3 separate regions of the Homo sapiens genome follow, and all the other regions are linked to region 3. A link is a contact called in ENCODE Hi-C or POLR2A ChIA-PET data. All regions are on one chromosome and are shown on one strand. The core of a region is the stretch at or near the end of the contact, and the rest is flanking DNA. Distances in the headings are between cores, read along the strand shown.

The links. A loop is a pair of places that touch in the nucleus more often than their neighbours do. ChIA-PET counts read pairs that join two places held with the same protein, here RNA polymerase II (POLR2A). Pooled maps may share reads with other maps.
Region 1: a loop to region 3 is called in a map of IMR-90, with 4 times the contacts of the local background. The contact joins two enhancer-like sites. A Hi-C loop is called at or near these places in 7 of 168 maps with a recorded cell type or tissue (IMR-90, K562, Right ventricle myocardium inferior and 4 more) and 4 of 50 pooled maps. POLR2A ChIA-PET finds 5 or more read pairs at or near these places in 6 of 52 experiments (A673, AG04450, MCF 10A and 3 more).
Region 2: a pooled map shows a loop between it and region 3 (1.9-fold over the local background). The contact joins two enhancer-like sites. A Hi-C loop is called at or near these places in 3 of 168 maps with a recorded cell type or tissue (endothelial cell of hepatic sinusoid, endothelial cell of umbilical vein and ovary) and 4 of 50 pooled maps. POLR2A ChIA-PET finds 5 or more read pairs at or near these places in 8 of 52 experiments (AG04450, GM10248, HEK293T and 5 more).

The regions. Positions count from the first base shown.
Region 1 is chr14:54,598,475-54,602,314 of GRCh38, forward strand. All of the region lies in intron 2 of SAMD4A (sterile alpha motif domain containing 4A), which reads left to right. Among named protein-coding and RNA genes, the nearest start is that of SAMD4A, 33 kb to the left of the region's middle. Within about 2 kb of position 1,582, at least 2 of the 41 ENCODE cell types and tissues checked have a DNase peak (open chromatin) inside an H3K27ac peak, as active enhancers do; they include PC-3, where a contact is called at or near this core.
Region 2 is chr14:54,711,111-54,714,989 of GRCh38, forward strand. The region is part of intron 3 of SAMD4A (sterile alpha motif domain containing 4A); the gene reads left to right. Among named protein-coding and RNA genes, the nearest start is that of SAMD4A-AS1, 25 kb to the left of the region's middle. Within about 2 kb of position 1,486, at least 12 of the 41 ENCODE cell types and tissues checked have a DNase peak (open chromatin) inside an H3K27ac peak, as active enhancers do; they include endothelial cell of umbilical vein and ovary, where a contact is called at or near this core.
Region 3 is chr14:54,650,946-54,654,573 of GRCh38, forward strand. All of the region lies in intron 2 of SAMD4A (sterile alpha motif domain containing 4A), which reads left to right. LOC112268133 (a long non-coding RNA gene) reads left to right here. Exons shown (of 2, transcript XR_002957606.2): 2 at 1-3,628. Among named protein-coding and RNA genes, the nearest start is that of SAMD4A-AS1, 35 kb to the right of the region's middle. RefSeq lists enhancers at 1-435, 2,015-2,751. Within about 2 kb of position 1,411, at least 31 of the 41 ENCODE cell types and tissues checked have a DNase peak (open chromatin) inside an H3K27ac peak, as active enhancers do; they include PC-3, endothelial cell of umbilical vein and ovary, where a contact is called at or near this core.

The DNA.
Region 1 (3,840 bases), core at 332-2,831, 52 kb before region 3:
TAGATATTATTATGATTAAAGAATTTAGTTTTGTCCCAACTTTTCACTATTATAACATATTGTAATGCACTTCTTTTGTACACATATTTTAAAACACTCATTGGACTCTTCCTTAGGAAAAAGTAGATTTGCTGTGTCAAAAGTTACTATTCCTCTCTCTCACCCCTTTTAAAAATTGCTGTATTTTTCTGGTTTTAAAGGAAACATAAGCTCACAGCAAAAAACAAAAGTCAGAAAATAAAGACAAAGAAAACAAAATAGACAATCTGTTATTTAGTGGTATAAACACCACTATCGGGAACGTGTGTTATTTACATTTCTGTTCCCTCTCCCCTCCCCTCCCCTCCCCTTCCATCCACTCTCTTGTACAGGGTCTCACTCTGTCGCCCAGGCTGGAGTACAGTGGTGTGATTTCAGCTCACTGCAGCCTCAGTCTACCAGGTTCAAGTGATCCTCCTACCTCAGCCTCCTAAGTAGCTGGGATTACAGGCATGTACCACCACACCCAACTAATTTTTGTATTTTTGTAGAGACATGGTGTCACCATGTTGCCCAGGCTGGTCTTGAACTCCTGGGCTCAAGCGATCCTCCCACCTCGGCCTCCCAAAGTGCTAGGATTACAGGCATGAGCCAGTGCACCTGGCCCTGTCCTTATTTCTTTAGCAAAAATTTCCCAAGAGAAGAATTGCTGGGATAATGCACATTTAAATTTTTGATAGACATTCCCAAATATTATACCTGTTTTTGAGACCTTTAATTCCTGTTGTCAAATTGCCCTATATATGGAGTAATAAACACGATTTAAAGAAATGAGGACTAAAAAAAGATTATATATAACCCAACATAAAGGCAACCTCTTAGGCGTTGACAGAAACTGACAACTTTTTATCTGTGGGTGCGATCCATTATAAGTAACCTGAGCACCTTATTTTTTCTTTTTAAACTCTAGGTAGGATACCCGAGGTCCACAAATTTTTCATAAGAAATATTTTTTCTCTGCCCTATGAGATTTTAAAAAATATTATACTGCTTCAATTGCATCAAAAGAAATGGACCCTAATATCTATGATGAAGGATTTGGAGTTAGAAGACCTGAGTTTCAATTTTGGCATGGCTGTTTGTCTAGCTCTGTGATCTTGGACAGGTCAATTGACTTGTCTTAATCTTCTCATCCATTTAGTGGAGACAGCACCACTATTCACAGGACTATTGTCAGAATTACGAGACAATAGCATAGGTGAAAATATAAAGTACTTTGTAAACTAAAATGTTACACGGATAAGCTGATATCATTGGTAGCAAGAGCAACACTATTCCGAAGTTTTTGTGGTGTAGTTCCCTCTGATTATTCTTCATATTACAGGTCAATCAATTGGGTAGACATCCTCTTAAACCTCTGTTCCTCTTTTCTTCTTAAAACACTGAGATCTCTTCATCTGAAATAAAAATTTCGAGAGAGTTTATAGATTTGTAGTCTTGGATCCTGGAGAGAAGAGACATGTATTCCTGTATACACCCAGATCATTAATCCTACTTTTAATTCTACTCCAAACCTTGTACCACATCATTTCCTACTGCCAGGCTGGAGTGAGTAATGACAACCTTTTGGCAGATCAAATTTCAGTTTTAGAATTCAGGAAGCAAAGCTGTGTCCTGGCCTTTCTTTCTTCTTTTTAAATTATAGCTAAATGTCCTTTTCTGTTTGGGGGCAAGTTACATGCCTGGTTCTGCCAGAGCAAACGAAAACCAGGCACCTTCTCCTGAGCATGTCACTGTCATAAACCCAGGCAGTCTGGTGAGGCAGCTGCTTAAGAAATAATATTCCACCATTAACTGCCCCACCCCTGAAATTAGCATCTTTGGAAGGCATTATCCAAGGTTTTGTTGTTGTTACTGTTTTTGTTTTTCTATTTATTCCTAAAACAAATCTTCATTAAGTTCATCCAGTGCTTCCATTGACCCAGCTGCTTGGAATTCAGTGAACTGTCAACAGAATATAATTTCTTTCAGAATTTGTTATTCTACTGGAACTACACTGCAGTGTCTTTGTGATTGAGTTAGCCACCAGATAACCTTTGCCCTCAATTTTCTAGACTAAAATTGTTTTCTTTGTTGTCCAGAACTTTGAGTTGCCATCTCCCAAGTAACTGTTTAGGATGGAAAACATATTGAGAGCTTGCTATTGAAAAATAATATGAGTCTTGTTGGTAGGATCCATTGTTGAAGGTGAAAGCCCCTTTACTAGGAGGCTGGATCCTTTGATTTTCTGACAGAACATTGGCCAACAGTACTGACACAGTACATTGAAATGTTCACCAACAACCTTAATCCTTTCTTGGGGAAGATAATCTGCAGGGCGGGTTAGTCATGAATTACTCCAGGTTCTCCAAGAGCTAGCATTTTATCGTATTAGCACCAGCAAACAGCATGCTTAGACTACATCAGCTCAGCTATGCATAGCTATGCCTTTAGTGAGCTGCATTTCAGTATCTGGGTTTTGGCTTCTACCAACAATTAGAGGGAGAAATGGCCATCTGGCTTCAGCTGAAATTGCCATTCCTTGTTTCTTAGAGTATTTCATGGAGGGGACTATGCCATAAATTCCTCTTCGAGCTCAGCAGTAGAAAATGGATGGTCCCTCCTGACGAATCCATCTGCTTCCACATTTCAATTTCATTTATGAAATTGAGAATTCATAACCTATCCTGTTTCCTTTTTAGCTTTGGTTTCCTAAAGCTTGAAGCCAAAATTAGTGCTTCATTACAATAACTCTCATCTCTGTTTCCTGGTAGTTGCCTCCCCTTTCTTCCATGTGGATTAGCTCTTTTTTTCTTTATTTCAACTATCCTGCTCTTGTGATTATTTTGAGCCATTTTAAATCCATTATGGAAGTAGGTAGAGTCCAGATTATAAATAAAATGGTATCACTTATATTATTGTCACAGTCACATTATTGGTTCATCTTTGGTGTTAGTCTCCTGCTTCCTTCTGAACTTCTCCTTTGTCCTTTTTGATTCATTCATATTGGGTGGGGATGAAAAACAAGAATGAGTCTCAACAGAAACCCAGCGACATTTTAAAGCCTAAAGTTTTGATGCCTATTGTACAAATATTTTTATCTTCATGTAAATCAAAGGGCCATCACCTGGCTTAGGAATGGCAGGATTAGAGTAATTAGTGGAATTTGTTGCGGTTAAACAGTGGACTCCATAGCCAGGGCCTCCCGTGGAGGCTCCAATGTTGGAATTTATAAAGTGTGTTTTATTTGAATCTTGTGTCTGTGTGTAAAGAATTGCTGTTTTAGGCAGAAACCAAGGCTGATGACTTGGAGAGAATACTCTAACCCCTCAGACACTCTTACATCACTATCCTAAGAACTAATAATGGGTATTAGAGTTGTAAAACTACAGTCTGGCTAGACTGACTTAAAGACTTTGGGGTGAGTTGATGGTGCTAAGTCCTTAGAGAAAGAAGAAAACTCCGAAGGCATCTGGCAACCATGTTGGAGAGAAAATTGAGGGAAGCAATGTAGAAACAAAGGAGAAAGCAGGACAGAAACAGCAGGGTCCTGGGATCCGCCTGGTACCAGAGACTTCTTTTTTTCTCTCACTTGGGCTAGACCCAGAGACAGGCTTCTGGTTTAGAAGAGGAATGTGGGACTGGCTGGCCATGGATTAGATAACTGTGGAATCAATGCCCTTTTACTTGGGACATCTTTCCAAGTCTGGATTATTTCCTTAGGATTAACTGGGAAATCACTGTACAAAGAAGAAGCATATCAATAGACTGCTTCCTTATTTTCAACCCAGAATAATGCATTTTTCCATTGCTAGAGGACTG
Region 2 (3,879 bases), core at 236-2,735, 60 kb after region 3:
TAAATTCCTGAGCTCACTAGGCACATGTTCATGAAAATAATGAATTTCCAAAATAAACAAGAAAATGTCCCTAGGAATTCACTAAATATTTGGTGATAATATTGATCATTTAGCCTTCTGTCATAATCACCTTAGTGACATTTATTGTTACTCTTGCTCCTTTTTGACTTATTTGACCAAATCAGTTTCAATACTAACAGACTTTTAAAAACATACCTTGATTATAGAGATAGTTACATGAATTTATACATGTGATGAACTGCCATAGTTACAAATGTATACCCAAAAAAACTAGTGATCGTAAAAACAGCTGAGATCTGAATAAGGCCTGTAGTCTAGTTAGTTGTATTGCATTAATGTCAAGCTTCTGATTTTGATAATGCACTATTGATACGTAAGATGTCACCTTGGGGGAAGCTGGGTGATGGGTACATGAGACGTCTCTGGGTAGTATTTCTGCAATTTCTTGTAAATCTATAATTACGTCAAAATTAAAAGTTAAAAAACAAAAATTACTTGGGATATTCAGTGCCTGGATTTTGGAGGGGTTCGGGGGAGGACATTGGTTTGGTCCTTGTTCTTGGTCTTCCTGAGGGGTAGAGGAAGTCCTTGCATTTATGGAAAGGATGGCTGCTAGGCCTCATAGAGCCAACATCTGAAACTAAACAACTTCTGCAAGCAAAGTGGAGGACGAGTAGGAGTGAATCTCAGGGAAAGTGGCTCCCTTAGGAGCCCCTGATCTGCTACGGGAAAAAAACCTCCATTTCTCTCAGCCCCTAATGCGGCAAGAGTCAGCGATTTCAAAGGTACTTGTTTTGCTCATGAAGTCCTTCCTCTTCCTTTTGCCCTTCACCTTTTTTCACAAGGCCACAAACCGCTTCAAGTGCATTTCAGTCAGCCTGTGAGAACCATCAGAACACAGATATTCAAGAGAGGGAGAGACACCAGGCAGCTCAGCTCTAGATGGGTCTGGCAAGGAAAGAGGCCTTTGCAAATGGCCTCTTGGAACCTAAAAAGGAAGGGTGAAGCCTGGGGACCCTGATTCTATCTTGCAGGCTGCAGGTCATCCCCACCCAAAGCCTTTGGAGCCACTGTTGTAGTCTGGAGTTCCTTTGAAATCTTTCATGGAATTATTTTGCCTTTTACCAGCAGACTTTCTTTCTCGGTGGAAAATTTCTTCCTCCCAAAAATCTAGCCAACCTGGCATGTAACTGAAAAATTCCATTATTTCCTTAACCCCTCATTTGCTCTTCAAAGAGGTAACTAATGAAAGAGTTGGTTTGCTTTCTTTGAGAAGCATTTATAACAGCTGGCATGGTATATTTTTAGCTTTAGCTTCCTTCCCCTTTGGGGGAAACTTTTTTTAGTATGGCACTGGCCTTCCTAATACATACTACATTGTAAACATGACTCAGTGATATCTCAGAGGACTCGATGTTGCCACCGGCTGATCCTTCTCCTGTTTCCAAGAGTCCAGGGTTTTTACCGGACTGTGTTTTTCCTCATCATGCCTAGTGTCTGTTTTCCAAGGCTTGGGGAGGAATGATCAGAAAAATGCTGTAGTGGGCGAGAAGCCTGCTAGTTGATCATGTGTTGGAGATCCCTCTGCCTGGAAAAAGCCAGAGACCTCCATGGGCTGCATGCACCTTGGGTCATGAGGCTGTGCTCTCCATCCCCCATCCAGGAAGATTTTTTTAGACTTCAGTGACAGTGAGGGTTATTAAACACTAGATGAGCTACAGAGGAAGACAGTTGTGTTCTCATTCCCCACCAGACTTTAAAAATAGGATGGATTCTGGCTGGAATAAATGGCTTAAGTTGGACTAGCCTGGAAGAGGGGAGGAGGAAAGGGGAGATGAACAGGATGGCTTCTGTAAGACCCTTTTTGAGCCCTGTAGTCTTATGATTTCTGTTATTTCACAAGATTTAGAGTCATAGACTAACTATAGCTGTTCTACAAACAGACAGGAAAACTTTTAAATTTGCATTTACTGATTTTTTTTTCTTTTAAGATTTCCCGAGTAAACTCAGGCTACACTAAAGAAAGATGTCTCATGACTGTAGCTTACACATATCTTTGATATCTTTAATTTCAAAAAATTAAACCTTTGAATTTCACGGTCTTAGGTACCGAGGTGAGGGTAAATGTTAGTGCCATCAACTATTGTCAATCTAGGGTATATTTTCTAACTGTTAAACACTAAATCTCATTCCGGCCATCTCCCATCCCCACCCCAGCTCTCAACATTCTATTAGGTAAAATACATTCTCAGGAAATCTCAGGTATCAGTCAGTTAAGAGCAGGGTGTGGAGATGAGGAAGCCAGGTGAGCAGGGGGCTCCAAAATCTGGAAAATGCTATAAAGGATTTTTGTGGGTTGGAGGAAGGCTAAAACTCCCAACATACTCCAGGGTAGTCATTCCTTGCTAAAACTTTGGACCATTTCCACAGACAAATTCCATGGCTAGAGCTAGACAGTGAAGCCAATGGGAGCACAGGGTTTGCTTTAGAGATTTGTTTCACAGCCAGCCTTTCTGAGATGCATCCTTTTGGAAAAGCCCAGCAAAACCCATATGGAGCTAAAAGATTTATAATGGATTACTTTATGCTTTAGTCTTCTGCTTTGCACAGTAAGACATTGCTATATAAAGGGAATTAATTATAAGGCTGTGAATAGTGTTTGAGAGATTCAAGTTGGTACATAAACAATGAGGCAGTCTTGATTAAGAACAACTTTGAAGTCAGACAAGTTGGTTTTAAAGTCCAGTTTTTCCAATAACTAGAGGTATAGTTATGGACAAGTTACTTGACCTCTAAGCCTCCTTTCCTCATCTATAAAATGAGAATAAATTTCAGTAGAAGGCTTCTTCATTGACTTGATCCAGATAGGTAGTTGATGCATTCATTGTACTAGCTGTTTAAAGAAGGGAATCATAACAAATAAGACTTTAAATGTATAATTTTATCTTAAAACATAAATATCTATATCCATTTTCAGCCTTTCGTATAGCATGATAGCCTTTTCTCTAAGAAGAGGGTACCTGACAGGTTGCTCTATGTCTTTCCTGCATAAATCATACCCTTAATACGTTACTGTCTTTGATTTCTTTAAAATGGAGCAGGAATTTAAAGGCATTTGCAAAAACATCAGAGCATAGACTCTCTAGATTCTAGTTTTTCTTTTTACAATTTAGCTTATAGTTTTCTCACTCACACTGAATTCAACAGTAGATTTTTAAGCAAAAATAATGAATATTTCTAAAGCATTTAAGTTTTTTTGCAGTTAACTTTATAACTTGTGTGTCATTGTTTCTGTGATGTGTTTTAAAATTACATATTTACAGTAAGTACAACTGGCATAAACAGGCTTGGGAACAACCTGTTTGACCCTTGGTACACCTACAAGTCAGCTGGTGGGAGCAGAAGGGCACAAGTAAATTACAGTGCTAGGGGAGTCAGTAAGCCATGAGCATCAGTAAGTAGTTTAAAGGGAATGGAGAGTAGTGGTTGGTCCAGAAAGTTGGTTAAGTGAAGATGAGTTAAGAGAGCATTTAAGGGTGGTTGTGAGGATTAAATGAGAAATGTGTGTAAAGCACTTGCCAGTAGGATAGCCCTTATTGTTGTCGTTATTACTGCTGGTAATAGTAAGGGTGCTTCTTCCACAAGCCCAGCCTCTGCAGTAAACTATGATGGAATAGGATCTCTGGGGAAGCCCTATGACAAAGCTATCCCATTATGCTAAATTGAAATCAAGATACTTTGAATCAGTTCTACAAAGAGCCAGCCTTCCACAAATACCATTATTCCCTTAAGGATTGTTCTAGTGATATATATTACTAAATACTTTAAAGTGGACCAGATTTTAAAATAATAAAGAGT
Region 3 (3,628 bases), core at 161-2,660:
TTAAAAATATATATCAACTGAATGCTTTTCTTCAGAAAACTGAGCACCTCACTTTCTGGATATTCGCAGAGGTTCCCTGGTCTGCAGTGACCCTTGCCACACATTTCTTCACTATTTTCACTTCATGGTTTAGATGCCCTGGTGATAGTGAGGAACTGTAAATAAGCACGGTCTGAAAGTGTCAGGAGGAGCTCAGATGATCCTGAGCTCTTTGGTCTTTCTCTTGGTTTAGAATTCCTCAAGACCTATTGTAGTGACTTCTTTTACTCGACTCAGAATTCCAGGGCTTTGGTGCTCCTTAAGTCTCAGAAGAAACGCATGGTTATGGTGTCTGTCAACTTGCTGTTTATTGAAATACCTTTTATTGTAATGCACCAAGTAAAGACGAGGTGATGTGGGCACTAACTTAATGATATTACACAAACACACTTAATTGCACTTAGGGAGTTCAGCATGACATTAGTGATTTCATACAGTGAATAAGTCTCTTCTCTTTTGTTTGACAAGTTTTGTTGTCATTTAACAGATTTGCTTCATGGGAGGTAAACTTATACTTTCTAAGGATGAATGAGTGCTTTGCAACTAATGGGTCATATGTTGGAATTTAAACATATTAAAGAGTTAATTCATTTCAAGAACTTACTAGTAAATATGCACTACCCACAAGAGATTTTTAGAATAACCTCTTTTGAATGATTAATATTTATATGTAATCATGTGCATATTTTATTTGAGATTTTCAGGGTATAAATGTCGATGCAATTTCCTTTAATAAAGGAATGATATATATGAGCCAAAGTAGTGATGTATTCATCATAGATAACGTCTCACTGATTTCCATTTGCCCCCGAAGGCATCCCAAATTTGGAAGGGCCATTGTTGTTTCATCATAGACTCCTTGGCCATGACTCTTATATAGACATCTGAGGAAATGCTGTGGCAAGTTTCTTGTACCTACTTTGGTAATTGTAAACCATCCAGGACCGTATCCTTTAGGTTTAATTTATCTTGCTCCTCTTTGCCCCTCTTTTCCAAGGGAGGGTTTAGAAGATGAATTATACTCAAGAGTTAGTGTTTCTCCAGAAGATCAGACCACAAGTTGTAGAAAGCACACCAGAACTTTGCACTTCTGCCCTTTATCTTAATTCCTAGCCCATGCTTAAGCCTTTTAGGATCTATCTACATCCACCTCACATAACCATCTAGAATTCTCCCAAAATCTTGTTTCAGTAGCCTGGGAATCATGGCAGTTATATCTGCATTTGTGTGTTTCCTGGCCATATAGTAAAAATGGCAAAAGAGATTTATATGGTCAAATCCCTAGCCTTTCCATTCCTTTGCTTTATAAATGAATAACAGTGATCTAAAAGCGAAAGAATGTAGCTAACCAGTGTCATTTGGGATCTTCTGAAGTAGTACGGAAACTCCACATTCTTCAGACCAACTTGCGGCATGCCAGCACATTCCTCTCCGATGAGGTGGAGGAATACTGGTGGCTGGCCTGGGACTTGTAGGACTGGGGCGGGGAGCTGCTGTTTAAAAATACATTTAATTATATTCCTTCTCTGCAGTAACATTGATACCATTTTTAGCCCATTACAAATACTGTGATTTTCATTTAAATCACGTCCATTATCTTATTGACCTAGTTTTTATTTTGTAATCAAAATGTTCTATTTCTGGATAGCCTCACCCAGAATCTTTTTTTTTTTAAAGGTTACAGACCCTTTGTGCAGTTTTTTCCTTTCGTATCTGCGTACAGATGGGCTGCATCTGTGTTCACACAGCAGAAAATGGTACTATATTGTTCCCTTTAAGAGTGTGGGTTTTCTCTACTTAATCTCGGACTCTTCATGGAGACACAGCTGGCAAGATGCCACGAGACCTCGCATTTGGTAACTGTTTTGGTGAATGGATATTGGGAGAGTTAAGTAATCCTATTTCTATTCGAAATGAGAATCCTGATTCTCTTCTTCCATTTTTGCTCTTTCTCTGTTCGTCTGCTAGTTCCCTCTGTGAGCCTTCTCTTTCCTCCCCGCCTCTCCAGCCGTCCACTATGAACCTCACGTAGCCCTGTCTTCATTCATGCCCTCTCGGGTGCTCCCTGCTGCTTGTAAGATCCCACTTATTTCTGGCCTTTGCTTTTTCTACATTTCTTTCTCTCCTGTTTCCTTCTTTCCCTCTTACCTTCTCTTCCTTGCTGTCAGCCATGTATTTCTGCACTCTGGTTGGAAGCTCACCCTGCAAAGAACACCCCGGAGGTGTTTCCAGGGCTCAGCTGTTTTTCACTCATGTCTAGGCAGGGCCTTGAGGCCCCTGAGGAACTTTCAACTTTGCCCTCAAGACTTCCTCTTAATATTATTATTATTATTATTATTATTATTATTATTATTATTATTATTATTATTTGAGGCAGAGTCTCGCCCTGTCACCCAGGGTGGAGTGCAGTGGCGTGATGATCTCTGCTCACTGCAACCTCCATCTCCCGGGTTCAAGCAATTCTTCTGCCTCAGCCTCCTGAGTAGCTGGGATTACAGGTGTGCGCCCTGACGCCCAGATAATTTTTGTATTTTTAGTAGAGACAGGATTTCACGATGTTGGCCAGGCTGGTCTTGAACTCCTGACCTCAAGTGATCCACCCACCTTGACCTCCCAAAGTGCTGGGACTACACACATGAGCCACCGTGCCTAGCCTCTCAATATTGTTTTTCACTGTCCTTCTTGACACATGAAAATAGGCTGTGCTTCTCTTGAGGCAATAATTGGATCAGAATTTTAGGATTTTTGCATGACCAGCCATTTTATTTTGTAGGCGAGGAAGCAGAAGACCTGAGAATGACTTCCCCTAAGATTCTGAGGCAATGGAGTGGCAGGACCAAGTCAGCCACCCCATCTTCCCCTTCCCACTATGTGGTTCTCCTCTTACTGCCCTCTGTCTTAGCCGGGGAATCTTACAGATGTTGCATCTGGTGCTTCCTGGTGTTCATTTCTTCCAACCACCATTTGCCCTTGCAAATACCATTCGGTATGAAAGTATTTTAGAGCAACTGAGTCTTCAGTGTGTCACTTTATTGCCAAAAGAAGACACAAACGATGGAGTACAATGGTAGGAGTCTCCGGCTGGGTTCTCAGGGATTTTCTCAGGAATTATGTTTTGCTCCAAGTCGTTTCAGTTGACGTATTCATTCCTCAGAACCGGTAGATGACTATGACATATAATACCCAAGCTTGAGCTCTTTCCTGTCTAACTGGAGTCTCCCTTTTAATCAGGAAACCACATTTAAAGCTGTGTCCTGAACTCTGCCCAGCATGTCAGCTTGGCCAGGAAGGACAGGGAATTCCTACTGGTAGTAGCCACTGGGGACTGAGGGAGTCACGGGAGGTCAGATGGGAGCTTAGCAAGAAAGACAGCAGCAGCACAGGGTACATTCAGGCTGCTAGGATTGTCTTTTTGTTTGCGAAACTCCCTCCCTGGTTGAGGTCAGGAAAAACCTAGGATAGCAACCCCCTGGGCCGGTGACCCCACACTAGGATTTTGTGATCTAACCATTTAAAAAAAATTGTTTTTAATTGAGGAGGTTTAACATAGTGTTTAGCTTTGATCTTGAGAAGTAAGGATATTAAAAAC